Linked DNA regions of Homo sapiens: all the other regions are linked to region 3. Evidence: chromatin contacts called from ENCODE Hi-C or POLR2A ChIA-PET data. All regions are on one chromosome and are shown on one strand. The core of a region is the stretch at or near the end of the contact, and the rest is flanking DNA. Distances in the headings are between cores, read along the strand shown. Region 1 overlaps LOC124902789 (a long non-coding RNA gene). Region 2 has its middle 120 kb from the start of MIR6090. Region 3 has its middle 43 kb from the start of ETS1. Region 4 overlaps FLI1 (Fli-1 proto-oncogene, ETS transcription factor). Region 5 overlaps KCNJ1 (potassium inwardly rectifying channel subfamily J member 1). Region 6 overlaps ETS1 (ETS proto-oncogene 1, transcription factor).

What was found. A loop is a pair of places that touch in the nucleus more often than their neighbours do. ChIA-PET counts read pairs that join two places held with the same protein, here RNA polymerase II (POLR2A). Pooled maps may share reads with other maps.
Region 1: a map of Caco-2 shows a loop between it and region 3 (9-fold over the local background). The contact joins two enhancer-like sites. A Hi-C loop is called at or near these places in 5 of 168 maps with a recorded cell type or tissue (Caco-2, Calu3, MCF 10A and 2 more) and 5 of 50 pooled maps. POLR2A ChIA-PET finds 5 or more read pairs at or near these places in 10 of 52 experiments (CD4-positive, alpha-beta T cell, CD4-positive, alpha-beta memory T cell, CD8-positive, alpha-beta T cell and 7 more).
Region 2: a map of OCI-LY7 shows a loop between it and region 3 (2.9-fold over the local background). The contact joins two enhancer-like sites. A Hi-C loop is called at or near these places in 1 of 168 maps with a recorded cell type or tissue (OCI-LY7), 1 of 37 single-sample maps with no recorded cell type and 2 of 50 pooled maps. POLR2A ChIA-PET finds 5 or more read pairs at or near these places in 2 of 52 experiments (activated CD4-positive, alpha-beta T cell and activated T-cell).
Region 4: a map of endothelial cell of umbilical vein shows a loop between it and region 3 (2.5-fold over the local background). The contact joins two enhancer-like sites. A Hi-C loop is called at or near these places in 2 of 168 maps with a recorded cell type or tissue (GM12878 and endothelial cell of umbilical vein), 1 of 37 single-sample maps with no recorded cell type and 6 of 50 pooled maps. POLR2A ChIA-PET finds 5 or more read pairs at or near these places in 3 of 52 experiments (OCI-LY7, activated B cell and activated CD8-positive, alpha-beta memory T cell).
Region 5: a loop to region 3 is called in a map of GM20431, with 2.5 times the contacts of the local background. The contact joins two enhancer-like sites. A Hi-C loop is called at or near these places in 7 of 168 maps with a recorded cell type or tissue (B cell, CD4-positive, alpha-beta memory T cell, GM12878 and 4 more), 14 of 37 single-sample maps with no recorded cell type and 12 of 50 pooled maps. POLR2A ChIA-PET finds 5 or more read pairs at or near these places in 3 of 52 experiments (OCI-LY7, activated B cell and activated naive CD4-positive, alpha-beta T cell).
Region 6: a map of natural killer cell shows a loop between it and region 3 (7-fold over the local background). The contact joins two enhancer-like sites. A Hi-C loop is called at or near these places in 23 of 168 maps with a recorded cell type or tissue (B cell, CD4-positive, alpha-beta T cell, CD4-positive, alpha-beta memory T cell and 18 more), 37 of 37 single-sample maps with no recorded cell type and 24 of 50 pooled maps. POLR2A ChIA-PET finds 5 or more read pairs at or near these places in 19 of 52 experiments (B cell, CD4-positive, alpha-beta T cell, CD4-positive, alpha-beta memory T cell and 13 more).

What each region holds. Positions count from the first base shown.
Region 1 is chr11:128,447,320-128,450,019 of GRCh38, forward strand. The region is part of intron 1 of LOC124902789 (a long non-coding RNA gene); the gene reads left to right. Among named protein-coding and RNA genes, the nearest start is that of MIR6090, 74 kb to the right of the region's middle. RefSeq lists an enhancer at 947-2,146. Within about 2 kb of position 1,317, at least 12 of the 41 ENCODE cell types and tissues checked have a DNase peak (open chromatin) inside an H3K27ac peak, as active enhancers do.
Region 2 is chr11:128,397,787-128,400,758 of GRCh38, forward strand. No RefSeq gene overlaps it. Among named protein-coding and RNA genes, the nearest start is that of MIR6090, 120 kb to the right of the region's middle. Within about 2 kb of position 1,470, at least 4 of the 41 ENCODE cell types and tissues checked have a DNase peak (open chromatin) inside an H3K27ac peak, as active enhancers do; they include OCI-LY7, where a contact is called at or near this core.
Region 3 is chr11:128,629,080-128,631,923 of GRCh38, forward strand. No RefSeq gene overlaps it. Among named protein-coding and RNA genes, the nearest start is that of ETS1, 43 kb to the left of the region's middle. Within about 2 kb of position 1,457, at least 12 of the 41 ENCODE cell types and tissues checked have a DNase peak (open chromatin) inside an H3K27ac peak, as active enhancers do; they include B cell, CD4-positive, alpha-beta T cell, CD8-positive, alpha-beta T cell and 3 more, where a contact is called at or near this core.
Region 4 is chr11:128,774,859-128,777,613 of GRCh38, forward strand. All of the region lies in intron 4 of FLI1 (Fli-1 proto-oncogene, ETS transcription factor), which reads left to right. Among named protein-coding and RNA genes, the nearest start is that of SENCR, 80 kb to the left of the region's middle. RefSeq lists an enhancer at 1,870-2,475. Within about 2 kb of position 1,398, at least 6 of the 41 ENCODE cell types and tissues checked have a DNase peak (open chromatin) inside an H3K27ac peak, as active enhancers do.
Region 5 is chr11:128,851,115-128,853,814 of GRCh38, forward strand. The region is part of intron 1 of KCNJ1 (potassium inwardly rectifying channel subfamily J member 1); the gene reads right to left. Among named protein-coding and RNA genes, the nearest start is that of KCNJ1, 15 kb to the right of the region's middle. Within about 2 kb of position 1,442, at least 4 of the 41 ENCODE cell types and tissues checked have a DNase peak (open chromatin) inside an H3K27ac peak, as active enhancers do.
Region 6 is chr11:128,468,075-128,470,774 of GRCh38, forward strand. The region is part of intron 8 of ETS1 (ETS proto-oncogene 1, transcription factor); the gene reads right to left. Among named protein-coding and RNA genes, the nearest start is that of MIR6090, 53 kb to the right of the region's middle. RefSeq lists enhancers at 1,470-1,629, 1,680-1,799, 2,100-2,149, 2,160-2,259. Within about 2 kb of position 1,262, at least 7 of the 41 ENCODE cell types and tissues checked have a DNase peak (open chromatin) inside an H3K27ac peak, as active enhancers do; they include B cell, CD4-positive, alpha-beta T cell, CD8-positive, alpha-beta T cell and 3 more, where a contact is called at or near this core.

The DNA.
Region 1 (2,700 bases), core at 67-2,566, 180 kb before region 3:
ATGTCCTTGGGTACTAATTCTATCGTCTGTGTCATTTCTTGGAAATTTTCAACTGGCTGATTTTTTTCTTCATTATGGGTCATATTTTCCTGCTTCTTAGTATGCCTGGTAATTCTTTATTGGATGCCAGACATTGTGGACTGGGTGGATATTTTTGTATTCCTAAAAATACTCTTGAGTTAAGTTACTTGGAAATAGTTTGACCCTTTCGAGTCTTGCCTTTAAGCTTTATTTGGCAGGAACAGAACAGCATTTACTCTCGGGCTAATTTTGCTTTACTATTGAGGCAAAACCTTTCAGTACTATACCCAATGCCCATAAATTATAAAGTTCAAGAACAGGCAAAACTATGCCAATAGAAATCAGAATAGTGATTGACGGTAGGGTGTGGATATTGGAATTTTCTGGGGTATTGCTTACACAAATGTACCTATTAAAATTCATCAAACTGCTCAAAATCTGTGCATATCACTGTATATCAATTTTACCTCTATAAAAATCATGTTTGGTATCAAATATATGTGTACATAATTAAATGCTGAAAAGATTTATACTAAAATTTCAATAGTGAAGAATATCAGGTAGTTTTCTAATTGGCTTCTGAATATTTTCATGTTATCTAAATTTTCAATATATATAACCTTTTAAAAATACATAAAACTAATATTTAATGAAACAATTTAAGGGGGACTCTCTACCTTGTAGAATGGATAAAGGAGAGGAAACAAATATTTATTGGGCATTTGCCATGTATCAGGTCCTTTAAAAGTCACTTTATTACATGATTCTATTTAAACAATATAACAACTCTATCAAGTAGGTATTATCCCATTTGCAAAAGAGAAAACAGTGATTCAGACTTATGGTTATGTGTCCAAGGACCCTCAACTTGATCTTAGGTCTGCCTGCTTCTGAAGTCGGTATTTTGATTCTAAGAGAATTAAGCCCTCAAGACGGATTTCTGAAATTCAGAGAGTAAAGAATGCTTGGTAGGATAGAAGAATCCCAGAAATACATTACTGTCTACGAGCATAGGAATTGGCACATTGGACTCTGGGAGTTAACTATTAAAATGGGAAAGTGAATTATCCAAATGTCAGAGTCACAAATCAAGCACAGTTAATCTGAAACCCAAGAAAGTCTGACCTGAGACAAGGAAAGAGGTGGGTGGCTCAGAGGAAAAAAAAAAAAAAAAAAAACAAACCTAAGACCAAGTATGGCAGCCGGTGGGAGAGGGAAGAAAAGTGTTCCTTCCTTATAACCTGTAGGCAAGTTATAAAAACAAGGGTTGTTTTGTCCCCTGTCGGAGTGAAACCTCAGAGACCAAAGTTCAACGCTTTCAGGTTACGGGAATGGAAATGGTGAATTCCCTGTATCAGCTGCCTCCAGCCCAGGCAAGCCTGACTCACAGGTTGGTCACCTGTTTGGAATGGGCTGTGGGAGAGCACACCCATGAGGTTGCTCAGGGAGCAATGGGCCACAGCAGTTTTCCCTGTGAATTGTGTTCAGGTAAGACCCTGCAGTCAGACCAGCTCACTCCTCCTTTGCTATTTCTTTATATATAGTCTCTTTCCATTCCGAAAATGTACTCTGAGCCCTGGCCTTTAACAGCTTCATTTGTTTTCCTTCATCTCCCAGTTTACAACTGTGAAGGAAACATTCATTGATCAAGTTCTTTCAGCTTGGAATGGAGTCTCTGACTCCCAAAAATCTCTCCCAGGACCAACTGCAAGGGGGTAGTGGATCTAGGATTAAGGCTGGAGCCTGAAGCACTGCTGAGAATGGGGAGTCTGACACGTAATGACCTCCATATATACAAGCTGGTCAGTGCTCTCTCAGAGCCTGCATGTGGCTTTGTCCAGAGAATATGAATCCCAGTTTGAGCAGCAATATGGATCAGAGTTGGTAGAGAGGAAGATTGAGGCTCTCACACTAGGATGTCTTCAGCATCCTTCTTGTATCCTTGTGTGCAAAATGGGAGCCTGGGAAAGGAACTAGAAGAACTGAACCCCATCCCTCTGATACATACACATTGCTTTTTTCCTTCTTTATAGCATAGCTTGGCTGTCCAAATGTTCTGGCAGAGACCAAGCTCCAGGCTCAGTGGGGGGTTCTAATTTTCCATGGCTCATTCACTTCTGAGAACTTTGGCTCAGTTGCATAATGGGGGGCTACTTCCTGCCAGTTGTGGCCCTGTTGTGTGATACCTTCTGACACATACGTTTTTTTGAAAAAAGATTGTCTGCTGGGAACTGGACTGAAACCAACATATAACCGTTTGTTTCATACTGGTTAGGAAGCCACCAGGAAGGCCTACCCAAAGTGGTTTTAAATACATACACACACAGTCCTCTCCTCTTAGAGCCAAGAACAGGCCATTAGTGATGTGTTAGAAAATCCAGGCTGACCTTCTCAGTCATGAGGGAAGCTCCCTGGGCCCACCAGCAGGCTTTTGCCAAGAATGGGCTCCATCTTGAGCCCACAGCTCTTCCCTAGCTTCCCAGCAGAAGCAAGGGGAGAGTGGAGAAGTCAAACACTTCTTGAGCATTGCTTACTATATGTCAAGTTCTACCCTGGACCCTCAATAGAAAGTATTTCACTGATCCTCACAATAGATCTGTGGGGTAAGTGTCACTATTGTTATTTTGAGGAAACTGAGGCTCAGAAAAGTTACATGTATTCCCAAAGTCACATAGTAAA
Region 2 (2,972 bases), core at 220-2,719, 230 kb before region 3:
ATGGAGGTAGATACCTAAAAGAAACGAAAACATATGTCCACACAAAAACTTGTAAAAGAATGTTGACAGCAGCTCTGTTCATAATAACCAAAAAGTGGAAACAACTCAAAGGTTCATCAACTGATGAATGGACACAGCTTGTGTGGTACAGAAATATATATATATATATATATATATATATATAATATTGTATATCTATTTATTATGTATTGTATATATCTATGTGTATATATAATCATTTGCACATAACATTTCAGTCAATGACCAACCGCAGTGCTCCCATAAGATGATAATACTGTATTTTTACTGTACCTTTTCTCTGTTTAGATACACAAATACTTTCCATTGTGTTACAATTGCCTACAGTATTCAGTACAGTCACATGCTGTACATGTCTGTACCCTAGGAGCCATAGGCTATACCATATAGTTTAGGTGTGTAGTAGGCTGTACCACCTAGAGTTGTGTAAGTACACTCTAGGATGTTTGCATACTATAATATTGCCTAATGACACATTTTTCAGAATGTATCCCTGTTTTTTTGTTGGTGGTGGTGGTGGTTTTTTTTTTTTTTTTTTTTTTTTTTTTTTTTTTTTTTTGAGACAGAGTTTTGCTCTTGTTGCCCAGGCTGGACTGCAGTGTTGCGATCTCAGCTCACTGCAACCTCCACCTCCCGGATTCAAGCGATTCTCCTGCCTCAGCCTCCCAAGTAGCTGCAATTACAGGCATGCGCCACCACCCCCAGCTAATTTTGTATTTTTAGTAGAGACAGGGTTTCTCCACATTGGTCAGACTGGTCTCGAACTCCTGACCTCAGGTGATCTGCTCACCTCGGCCTCCCAAAGTGCTGGGATTACAGACATGAGCCACTGTGCCCAGCCAAATGTATTCCTGTTTTTAAGTGATGCATGACTACTGTATATGTGGAGGTGGGGAGACAGAAACAGAGACAGAGAGAGAGAGAGAGAGAGAAATACTGAGACCTAGAAAGCTTGAATAACTCATTTCAAGTCAAGAGCAACTTAATGGTAAACTTGGATCAAAACACAAAACACTATTCTTTTTAGTCCTGTATTGTTTCCACTATATCACAATACAGTGTTCAATAGTTCTCTTTAAATCACATACCAGGAGCTAAATTTACTGAAGTATTACAAAACCACCAAATGAGCTTTCACAGGAGACCTAAAAGAGGAAATTAAAGATGCAAATAGTTTAAGAAAAATCTGTGTTTGATTCAGAAACTTAAAACCAGTTTCTTCAAAAACTTGTTAAAAGAGAAAGAAACAGGCATTTTTACCCAAAGAAAGAAATACCATATTCTAGAGATTCACTAAATAATTTTTATGATTCTCTATGCTACTTTCAAGAAACTCTGACTTCAGTTATGTAGACTAAGGTGACAAGAACCATTTATGTAATCAACTGTAATTACATGAAATTCTCTCTTTAGCACATGGTACCCACTGAATGTGGCACAAAAGAGGATATGATCAGTTGATTCAGGATGATGTCATTTCCATGATTCTAAACCAAGAATCTTCAAGAAAGCCTGGGCTGCAAGTTCCAGGGTCAAATTGCAGACTGCTTGCAGAGAGTGGCTCTGCTATTCCAAGAACCTCAGATGGCTCACTGGAGTGATCTGCTTTAGATAGTGTGATCATATGTCTTGAAATTTCCATGACAGTCTTGTTTATACATGTTGCTCCAGAATATTTATTATAGTGCTCTCTTTCACAATCAGAGGTGTTCCGCTTTGAATGGTGAGTTATAAAATAGTTACCCTAGCCATGTGGAGTGTGCTCGCTCACTTAACATTCAACATGCAGTAAGCCACTTTCACACATGGCCCTGTGCTCACGACTTAATAGAGGTTATTAGGCAAACCCAGCTTCACTCTGCTAAAGGTATTTTATTTTAAAATTACTCAAAGCCTGTCTGAATTCCACCCTAACTCCATAACAGACATTGGGTGCCTTCAGGAAATTACTTAGCTTCCCTCTGGTTTATTCATGTTTACTATGAAATGGGAATAATTGCATCAGTCTTACCACACCAGGTAATAAATAATGGTCGAGGAAGTAATTAGGCTTAGAAGCTGGATAGAAACTAAGATGCCTAAGTACTAATTAGGAATACAGCTGAGTAGATTGTGGTTGATGGCCGTCCAAATGAATATGTCACCTCTAATTTCTGCCTTGTTTCTTGTCTTATTTTAATTGTATCTATCTTCTAAGTGTCTTATCTTTACAAAGTACCAATCCTGAACCAACGAGGTTAGATGCTTAATTTTTCTCGTGTTTTGCTGGGCATTTGCTGGCTCTAACAGCAAAGGGGCATTAACCTAACCAAAAATAAAATGGTTTCATATCATTATAAAAATTATTCTGTCAGTGTGAAATGCCATAACAAAAAAGCTTGTATATGTTGATGTCATATATATATATTTATATTTATGTATTCATTTATTCTTATTTTACATATATAGTTATTTGTGGATAAGCAGTTTTGGTGAAGAATAGCTAGTATGTTTTTGAGTAGTGTCAAGGCCTATACTTTTGAGCTATTTTCTAACTCCAAACAGATCTAGAATCAATTAACCTTTACCAAGGGCCTGCTATATTTCAGGGTCTGGACTGAACAGACGATTATGTCATTGAATCTTCATTGAATTCCTGCATAATGGATATTCTGATTCTCATTTTGCAGGTGAGTTACCTAAAATTTAGAAAGAAAAAAGTAATTTACTCAAAGTCACATAAGTAATAAAGGAAATAAAATTAAAACTCGTCTTCTAACTTCAAAACTAGTTCCCTGTGCAACTACAGTATATGCCAACAGGCATGGTTGCTGAGAGAAGCAACTGAGGTGAAGAGGTAGCCACCAGATGGACCATGCATATTTTTCATATTAAAATGATTAAATCTCTTGCAACGAGAATGGCCTATAAATAATAAGAAGCTTTTTCTCCAT
Region 3 (2,844 bases), core at 207-2,706:
GCTTCCTACTCCTAGTTTTCCCCCTTCCGCAAAGAAAAGAGTTCTAAACCAGATCACAGTAAGACCTTAGGGATGAAAGTAGCCATCCCCTTCTGAAGGTGTTTGCATTCTACAGAATGGAAGGATTCTGGCCAGGGCTGCAGCAGGTAGTGGTGAGCATGAAGCCAGGAAGGCTAAGATCAAAATCGGGGACCCTGCGGGAGATTGGAGGGGACTTCTGAGTGTACCTCACATTCCATCAGATAGGCCCTAATCATTTTGCCAAAGGGAGGGATTTGAGGGGATCATAGCAAAGGTTCTCTTATCAGGACAGCCCCAGGAAGCCCTGCAAAGGTGAGGAGAGACAGCCAATGAAGGATGAAGCTGTGTGAATTTTAGCTTCAGCCTCAGGTTCTGCTCAGCAAAAGTGGAAGATCTGGTCATTTATAGACTCCTGGACTTAAATCAAAAGAGCCAGAACCTCGACATAGCGACTCCAGGAGCTAGGTGACACTGAAGTCACCTTACCCCTCCATATCCTGTAAAACAGGGATGATCACAAGAGAAAGTTGTGGAGCTGAAATGGGCTGATGCACTCGAAGGCTTTTTCACTCAGAGACGGTCAGAAGACATTTGCCAGATGATTTCCAGATGTGTCAGAATGGGGAGCACTCTCTTTTGAGCAGGATAGCTCTCTCCCACACTTAATGTATGCCTGAGAGGAGAGAGAGAGACAAAGAATGATCAGACTGTACACCATTTGTGGACAAAGGGTCATCATAGGGCTTTGACAATTCTCCAAGAGCACTGGTTCCACATAGAAGCTGGCTTCACAGGCTGGCATTGGGATTAGGCCAGAGGTCAGATAGTAGGTGTGGCAAGGCCCCAGGTGGGCTAAGGCTGGCCATGGAGACAGGTGGGCTTTCCTGTTGAATGCTTCCAGGGAAGTCATGCCGTCTGGAACCTCAGATTTGGCAAATCAGCAAAGGAAAATTGGTCGCAATTATTTTCCAGGGCTTCCATGCTCTCTGATGTGTTAGATCCTTGTTAGCATTAACCAGAGTTAAACATTTGTTTTATTCTGTGGATGGAGAGACAGGTTTTAGAACACCTTCCCTGACAAGGTTAAGGTTGCAGGTTCTGAAAATTATCTCCGGTCTCCAAAGTTTTTGTATTTCAGTGTCTTTGGTGCTTTTTTGTTTTGTTCTATTTTGAAGTAACTTTATAGTTTTTGTTTGTTGTTTTTTTTTTTTAAGTACAGATATGTTGAGCACAGAAAAAAAAAAAAAAAAAAACATTGCAATAACCTTGACTTCTGAAAAGTCCTCTCATTCTTCCAGGGGAGGAATTTTGTTTTTCAGGAACTGTTTTTTCATAAAGACAAAAGTCTTAGCAGTTTGGATTTCGGCCTTTGAGTTTTTCTTTTCATCATGTGTAATTTCAAATTGTACTGAGGTCCTTCCTCCTGGAACCTAGCGAATACAGCTCAATGGCGCCCCCTGAAGGCCAACGTAGAGGGGTACAGTAAAAGAGGATAAAATGAGGAACCTCCAGCCCTCCGTATCCGACCAGCCAAGACAAACCACCATCTAGGCCCAAAGGCAGGTTAGCGTGTGGCAAAACCCAATAGCTGCATTCAAAACCCAGTTCTGACAACAACAAGCTATTTCTGCATGTTCCCACATAGTTGAGAAGAGATTGAGCTTTGGCATAAAACAGGTCAAAGGCCTTGGATTGAATTCCAGCACAGACAAGTTACTTAATCTCTCTAACTCACTTTCTCTTTCTGTATAATGTAGAATACAAAGTGATTTTTTTAATTGCTTACTATGTGCAGGCTTTGTCCTAAGTGTTTAGCATGTGTTAGCTCATTTAGTTCTTGCTAAAACCCTCTAGTTTGTGTGCTATTAGTACCCACTTTGTACAAATAAGAAAACTAGGGCCTGGAGTGAGTCAGAAGCCTTCACAGCTGCTAACTGAAAAAAACAGGGCTGAACGCATGTGGTGCAGTCCGGAGCCTGGACTCACCGCCACATGTCACACTGATGCCCATACTTACCAGGTGGGACCACCGTGAGGACTAGAAAGAGAAATGTCAACCACATAGCCCTGGACTGGCACAGAATAAATGCCCAACAAATAATAGCCATAATTATTCCCATTCTTGGTCGACCACCTTAATAAAAGCTACCATAGAGGCAGGGAATCAGTAAGAAGAGATGACTAAGAGGATGCTTACTGCATGTAGGAAAATCAGTTAATGCTCGTGTGACTGGCTTATTTCCCTTTGCATACTGTCCTTCAGGTCCATCCATGTTGTCACATATGGCACGATTTTCATTTTTTTTTAAGGCCGAGTAATATTCCACTGTCTGTATCTACCCATTTTCTTTATTCGCCCATTGATGAACATTTAGGTTGTTTCCACATCTTAGCTCATCTTGACAGTGCTACAATGAACATGAGCATGTTAATATTTCTCCAAGATCATGATTTCAATTCTTTTGGATAAATACCTAAAAGTGGAATGGCTGGATCCTATATTAGTTCTGTTTTCCTCTTTTTGAGGAACCTCCCTACTGTTTTCCATAGCGGCTATACCATTTTACATTCCCACCATCTGCGCCAGAGTTCGAATTTCTCCACATCCTCACCAACACTTTTTATCTTTTGTTCTTTTGATAACAGCCATCCTCACTATTGTAAGGTGATATCTCATTATGGGGAAAAATTATATGAAAAGGAAGCATCAAATTAATAGGCAAGAAAACCAGTACATAGTATTTGGACAGTTGGCATATTACTTAAAAATTATGTATGAATCCAAAAAATTAATTAACTCTTACTATATTAGTATTCTGATTG
Region 4 (2,755 bases), core at 148-2,647, 150 kb after region 3:
CAAATGCCTGAGAAGGTGGTCACTGGTCGCCAGTAGAGAGACCTTCTATTGGAGAAGAGCAGATAACAAGGTTGAAGTGGAGGTGCAGAGGATGGCATTTTGGGGGGTATAGCATGGCAAGAAAAAGCAAATTGCTTCTTTCTTTTTAAGAATATTTATAGACAGAAAGTGCCCCCAAATCAATAAAAATATTAGGTTTCCCAAAAGGGACTTATTAGTGGAGCATATTTCCAGAGTGGAGAGGAGGTGGAATCCAGCTTGTATACTGAAGACATTTGAAAATGCAGGGCAGATATCCAGAGTGGAGGATGGTGGCGAACAGTAGTACATCCACAAGATGGGAAGTAGTTGTTCTGCCATTGAAATGATTATTGGGAAACACCATGAGAAGTGCTTAGGATACAATGTTGGGTGGAAAAGCTCATTATAAAGTGGTCTGTGCACTGATAGAAAAACCATGTCTGCCTGCGAAAGCAAAAAATTAAAATAATCGTGTTAAATTAAAAAAAAAAAAAACTTGCCCCAACATGGTATTGAAATATCCTTTTGAGGAACCTAGACTTAAAATGATCCACTGTCAGGCAAAAGGCTTTTAGATTCATGCTGCTTTTTAATTGGTGTCTACCTTGGGGTTCCAGCCTTGGGGACCCTCTAGTGTGAGGTGGTGGCTGGCTGCTAAGCGCCTGCAGGAGGCCATGGGCTGGCGATCGTGTCTGCTCTGTTTCTGCTCTGGATTGCTGGGAACTCCCCCGTGACAACCAGCACTTTAAACGCTTTTAAAGCCTTCAAACACTTTATTGTTTTTCCAGACTGACTTCCAGTGGATGTTCTGTGCTTAGGAGGAAGGCCAGTGCTTGTGGAGAGTTTGAGGCGATGAGTCAAGGCAAGGGGAGAGGGTGCTGATTCTTTGTGCTTTATCATCTTGTCCTTTCATTGGAGAGGAAGGTGGGGCTCAGATATTTCCACTTTAGCAAGAGATGGATGGAAAATAGCTGAGATCCTTCACTCCGGTGGAGGAAGTACTGCAGGGTGAAGGAAAGTTGATAGAGCAGAATCGGGGACCTGAGACTGTGGCTGGTTGGAAGTCAGTAGAGTCCAAGTTGGTGGCACTTCTCTGATCTAATCTTTCTGGGCTTTATAGAAAGTCTAGAAAAAGGAAAACTTCATAGGATAAGAAGCTTTGGCATCAAATTTACATTTCACAAAAGGTGCTTGACTATTTATTCTGGTGGTTTGGGAGGGGAGCTAGACTTTTACATTTTAAATGCAAATGTATTTTCCAGGGTAGAGAAGAAATAGCAGTTCCCTGTGCCCCTACAGACCCTGTCTGATGGCCAGGCATGCTAGGGAGGTGCTTGTTCTTCACACCTGGGCGTGTCAGCTGTGCCAGAGGAGCTGTGTCACACGCCACACAGGCGCCCACCCCTCCCCCCCACCACCACAGGAAATGCAAGGAGGACTGTGATGGCTGGGGTGGCCACGGTTCTTGGGGGTAATTCCCATGAGTCCTGGGAAACTCCAGGGTTTACACCTGTCAATCCCAGCACTTTGGGAGGCCAAGGCGGGTGGATCACCTGAGGCCAGAAGTTGGAGACCAGCCTGGCCAACGTGGTGAAACCCCGTCTCTACTAAACATACAAAAATGAGCCAGGTGTGGTGGTGGGCGCCTGTAATCCTAGCTACTTGGGAGGCTGAGGCAGGAGAGTCGCTTGAATGCGGGAGGGGGAGGCTGCAGTGAGCTGAGATCGCACCACCGCACTCTGGCCTGGGCGATAGACCGAGGCTCTGTCTTCAGAGGAAAAAAGGTTGCCCCCTTGTGGACAACTATCTACAGTACCCATTTTGAAGCTGAACCCACTGAGGCCCAGACAGCTTCAGAAATTGGTTCAAAGGCATCCAGCCGATTGAGAGCACCTGGCATCTCAGACTAGGGCCTCTGGAGTCCCAGTCCCTGGCCTCGCGTTGCCGACGTTCCCCCGGCCCTGGAGACAGCAAGCCAGCCTGCGCCACACAGGCAAGGCAGCCTCACTCCCGGCCTTCCACGTGGGCAGCCCGGCCACTTCCCCCACAGCATTTTCTGTTGTCATTTGTACCAAGAGATAAATGCTTTCCAAAAACTTTCCTGTGGCCTCCTGGAAGGAGGCCGATTAAGCCAAACCTATCACCACGCTAACTTTGTCCTTCTCTGGGCCTGACTGTCGGCCCCACCAGTATCTCTCCCGGACACACCCCGTGTGGCAGAGGAGCCTTCGCAGCAGCTGCTGCGGGAACGAGATTTGTCCCTTCTCAGGCCAAGGCGGGGAAGGACCTCGAAGAAACGGAGGGCGCCGGGCTGGCAGTTCAGGCTCAGGGCCGCTGGGGGGAGTTTGCGCAAGGCTGGGAGCCCCGAGGCCCCGGGGGAGGTGGGGAGGCAGAAAGAAAAAGAGCCTTTTTTAAGTTTTACAAACAAGTTCGTTTTGTATGTCAATCTGGGTCTGACCTGGAAAAAAAAACACTAAGAAACTGCGTCTTCAAACAGTGGCTGCTCAAAAGAATGAAACTGCGCGACCGGGAGACCACGGAAAGGGTGTCTATCTTCATTCCCATTTTTAATTTAAACTTTAATGGAAAACACATTTTGCATTTTCTGGTCTTTCCACCTGCAGCCTCAGATGGTCGGGCAGAGGTTTTGAGTCTGGGCAATTAAGCTGGTGCAATCTTATCACTTCCAGGCCTGGGTTTGACTGGTGAAGGAGAACAGAATGCCAGCTGAACA
Region 5 (2,700 bases), core at 192-2,691, 220 kb after region 3:
TCTAGTGAATTTAGGATTGAAAAGTAAATTAACACAATGATCCACAGTCTTTCCTGTTCTCATGGTCTGTTTATTCTTATTACTATTAAAAAGAACACCACTGCCTTGAAAATATCATTGTACACATCTAGATATATAATTCCATATTGAAATCACTGTATACTCTCAAAAGATGTATGTAGACAGAAATTGTGTATGGTGAATCATATTACATATGCATTAGGATATTAGATATTTATAGGAATCCTATAGTGGATTATTTTATAAAGTGAAGAATAATTTTTGCAAATCAAATAATCATTCTTCCACTTGTTTATCCTGTGTGTGTGTTGAGGAGGAGATGGTTGTTCTAAAAACCGGATAAATCTGTAATGAAACTGTTCTTAAGTCTCATATTCAGCCACCCACCTCAAATGGCACTGGAGTTTAATGAAGGAATTCCAGTGTTTATTAAAAAGTTGTAGCTATTATGTGTGCAGAGATCTGTTATTAGTCTGACCCTTCTAGTTCTGTGTGGTTTGGGTTGGTATTAAATCAACTCAGTCTTTCCAGACCAGAAAGGAATGGATTCCATGTGGACGGGAGGCCTGAACATGCTTTACCGAGCGTCTGCAACAAGAATGTACACTTTGTTTTAAAGAAAACATATAGGATGCCCAACCTTGACAATTTATAAAATGGAAAAAATTCAACTAATGTCTTCAGTATGGACACTCGGAGACTAGTATTCATTATGTTGCATGAGGCAAAGAAGGCTGGTGTAGCCCAGCTTCCACAGACACACAAGATCTAAGGCACAGAGCACCACGTGCTTGGGTTTGGAGAGGGATTTGGATGCCTTCTAGGCCCACACCTTAGCGTGTTTGAAGTTTCTCTGTCCCAGTCCCAACAAGTGGCCTATGGGGTAAGATTTAAGAAGTGGGTTTCCAGTGTTTGAATCTGAAATCAGTCACTTACTAGCTCTAACATTGGGTATTCAGTGTGTCAATTTCCTCATCTGAAAAATGGGGGCTTTTATATCTATCTTACAGATGGATGGAAAGAGCTTAGACCACACTTGGACATAGAACGTGATCAAGCTGTTAATACCTTGAGTCATACTACGTGCAACTCCAGTTTCTCCTTCAAGCTCCTGCCATGCATTGAATGAAAGGAGGCAATCTTGTCCCTATCTGTGAGGCCTTTAATCCTGGGCTGCTCTTGCTACTGTGCAGGCTGCAATAGCATCCTGCTTCTCAGAAAGGAGGTGAGAAGAGCCAGGCTCTAGGGGATTAGTGGAAGAGCCAGCATTTCTGTTGACTCCGTTGCTATGCCCACGGGTATCATTGACCCTCAAAGGGTCAATGATTACCAGTTTCGGCTTGGGTTCTGCCAAGCCATCAGAGTTACATTAATGGAGCGGCACGTCATATCACCCACCCTCCCATGTTCAAGTGCTTTCTGGGAAAGCCCTGGAGCCAGAGGGAGCAGAGCCAGCAGCTTCGGTGACCCTTTGTTCCATGCCATAGAGCTGCCCTTCAGCAAATGCTGGAGTCTTCTCACTGGGGCTCTTCTTGCTGGCATTTAGCATGCCCCCATCCTCATTACCGGGCACAGCCCACCCAGGAGCCCTCTCAGAACAGGACACTGCCCGGGAGACTTCCCAGCTGCGTCCTCCAGCAAATGTCTTGAACTGCTCTTGACCAATCCTCGTGTCTGCCTCTGAAACAAGGAAGACAAGCAGGAAGGGGGGCATCCCCCTAGACCTTAGAGCCATGCCAAGGCAGGCAAGCTCAGGGCCCTCACTGAGACCGACCTCTCAGGAGAGGCCGGTGGTACCTACAAAAGGCCTGCTGACGCACTTTCTCTCATTCCTTTCCTTGTTTCTTTTCACTCAGTGGTGTGTATAATGACCTGGAAAAGGTAAAATTAAATTCCACTTTATTTCCACTTATTTGCCATTCTATCAAAATCAAGCCAAATCAAAAGAAGCGTTTCAGTCTCAAAGACGTTCCTTAACCTCTCTGAGCTGCACTTTTCCATACTATATTGATGATTCTAGTGCCTTTGTTGTTATGAGGATTCAGTGAGAAATACACATATCCACGTAAAATGAGTATGTGAATAGCAGGATTATTCATAATAGCCAAAGAGTGGAAGCTTTTGAAACAGTTGATGTCCATCAGCTGATGAATCAATAAATAAAATGTGACATATCCATACAGTGGAATATTATTCAGCTCTAAAAAGGAATAAAGTACTGGTAGATACTACAACATGGATGGACCTGGAAAACATTTGGCCAGTGAAAGAGGCCAGAGATTGTATGATTCCATGTAGATGAGATGTTAGAATAGGCAAATCTACAGAGAAAGAGAGTTAGACTGGTGGCTGCCAGGGGCTGGGGAAGAGGCGGATGGGGAGTGACTGCTAATGGGCACCAGGTTCTTTTGGGGGTGATGAAAATGTTCCGGTATTGATTGTAATGATGGCTGTGCAACTCTGTGAATACACTGAAAACCACCTCTTACACACTTCAAATTAGTGGGTTTTATTTTATGAGAATTATATTGCAATAAAGCTGGGATAGAAAAAACACACATGTAAAGTGCCTGTCACACAGTACAGTCGCGACCGACTTCCCCTCAACTCTCAACCCACTTCCCCATGCCTTTGGGCCCTTGTTGGAACCTCGGCTGAACTCAGCACCTGCCTTCTCTA
Region 6 (2,700 bases), core at 12-2,511, 160 kb before region 3:
ACAAGCTCTGAAGAAGAAATACCAGGTAGGAACTTGGAGAGCTCCCAAGCCTACAAAGCAAATCACACCAAGGATGTTCACCCCCTAAGGGGACCCCCAAGGCTCCTCAAATCTAAGGCAACAATCTCACTTTTTAAAAAAAGTAAAGCTTCAAGTAAATTACTGCTCATTTGGGTCATATTTCCTTGTCTGGGAGCTGCAAGGCCCACTATCTGTCTCAATGAGGAGCTGGTTATTAAAAATCCCCTGCTATTCTGGTCCCTTGCCCTGAGGCTGAGAACTGAGCAGCATAAATACATATATAGCAATGGGCTAGGACAAGGTGTTAGTAACATGCTCTTGATGGAAATCCCTTCCATTTCCCGATTTGTCAGTATCATTCTTCTCATTTTCCAGATCTGGGAGTTGCCTGCCTGTGACAAGGACATCCTCACAGCAAGTGAACAGGGTCAGGTTGAACTTCACTTTTTCCTTCTACTCCTTCCTCATTTCCATTTCAACCACAAGTTCTCACTCTTGTCACCTGTGCTCTGCTGAGAGGAGAACACAGGAGTTTTCTTCCAAACAGAAGGAGGTCAACGCTGGGCAGGCACCTTCCCAGGCAGTCTCCTCATATTTCCATAGTACATGGCTTACACCAAGACCACCCCATTGGTTTGGTCTCTGTCCATTTCTCCCATCACTAGAATATATGCTGTAAGGACAAGGACTTTGTTTTTTCACTGCTTCAACCCAAAGCCTAGCACAGTGCCTCACCAACAAACACCAACAAACAAAAAATTCTTTGCTGTTGAATGACTGTGTCATTTGACATGTTCTCCCTGAGAACACAGACTATATCTTACTGAGCCATATATCCTCAATGCCAGGTATGATAGCTTGTCTTCAGCAGGTACTCATTAAATATTTTCTAAATTACATTACTGAAACAAACCTCCTCTGAAGAAAGGCATATGGATTAGAAAGTCCGCTCAAATGGCTTCTCTCTATTAAACAATATTTGGGGCCAAACAATATGGGTGACCCTCAGGCTGCATTTCATCAACGTGTTCCCAAAAATGAAAATGACTACCTGTCCTTTGGGAGTTAATTTGCTACTTTAAGAAGCTAATCCCTTTAGCTCTATTCTAAAAGTCAAATCAAATACCTCGGTGTGGGCAGGACACCACATTTATTTTAACCTATGAAACTCTCATGGTTGGTCACCCTTGCAATAGGGCTGACTCTGCCCTGATAGCACACATCTGGCAGGTGGCCCTAAAACAGAGGAACAGGCCTGCTGGCCCCTCCCTTCCAGCCAGGTGTCTCTACCCACAGCCAAACGATGATGGCAAAAACAGAACATTCGAATCCAGAAATGACCCATCTGTTCACAAGTGTATCAATCTGCCTTTCATGCTACCACAGGAGGACGCACCTCTGAGGGTGGGGTGGGTGACTCCCCAGTCCAAGCATCACCCCTTTCTGTCAACCCTCTTCTAAATCACCATTCACAAAGGCCCCTAAATCTCCTGATTTCCATTAAGTTTAAGGACAAAACAGAAAACATCCTGACAGTTTCTTGGCCTCTGGACCAAGCTCAACCTGAAGCTGCACAAAGTCTTGTTGCCTGAGGATGAATAACTCAAGAAACTGTATTGCTGGACTGACTGGCAATCAAGACCCTGAGAAAATTATTTTAAGAAGATTAAGGGCCAGGAGTGCTTGATATTTTGGCTGAGTTCTATGTCTCTCATTTCTTCTGAGTTGTATATTTTCTTTGCCCCACCCTGACCCAATCTTATCTCATCTCTAACACACTCCATGTATAACATTCTATAACTGGCCAATACGGCCGTGGTTTAAAGACTCACTCTGTGTCAGTATATTCTATAAACGTGTTCCTGTATCAGTGGCTAATAACTCAAGGGCAGTGATTGGGAATATAACTTCCAATAATTCAACTCAAACAACAAAGAACATTCTGACAGGTGTTTGGAAAGCATACTTGCTGAACACGATGATGAACAAACAACAACTTTATAAACTTGTATTTGTTGCTGAGATAGCCAGTATCTAACCATGAAAAAGAGTGAGAAAACAGCTCTCAAATCAGTTAAAACCAGTCTTTGACTGCCGAGTTCATGTCTCTTGCATGTTAGATCAAAAACGAAAGGAGGAGGAGTGTCAAAAAATTTAAAAATAAAAGCCATTTTACATGTCAGGCAGTGGAGTACTGAGTGATGACGGCATCCTATAAAATTAAAATATATGATGCCTGTGGGAAAGCCCCGGGTAGGGAGTTGAGGGTACGAGGCTTTGATATCAGTTCTTACCTGAATCACCATATGCAATCTTATGCAACTCATTTAATCTCTCTGGGCTTTACTTTTTCCTTTCCTAAAATGGAAATAGTAATCTCTGCTTCTCTTTAGTTTATAAAAATGTAAATTAAGTCCTTATTACAAAAATCTGCATATATACATATATATAGACAGAGAGAGAGAAAGACACTTAAAGAGGTGAACAATTTAGGAGCAACTGAATATACAATAATGGAATTACAAAGAAGAATGAAACAACAGAAAATATATTTTTAAAAACAATTTTCAGTAAAAAACAAGAAAAAAGATGCATTTAAAAAAAATTGTAAAAGCACTAGAAAAAATCTAATTAGACTTCCAAGGATTAAATTGGCCTTCGTATGGCAACTTTGAAAAA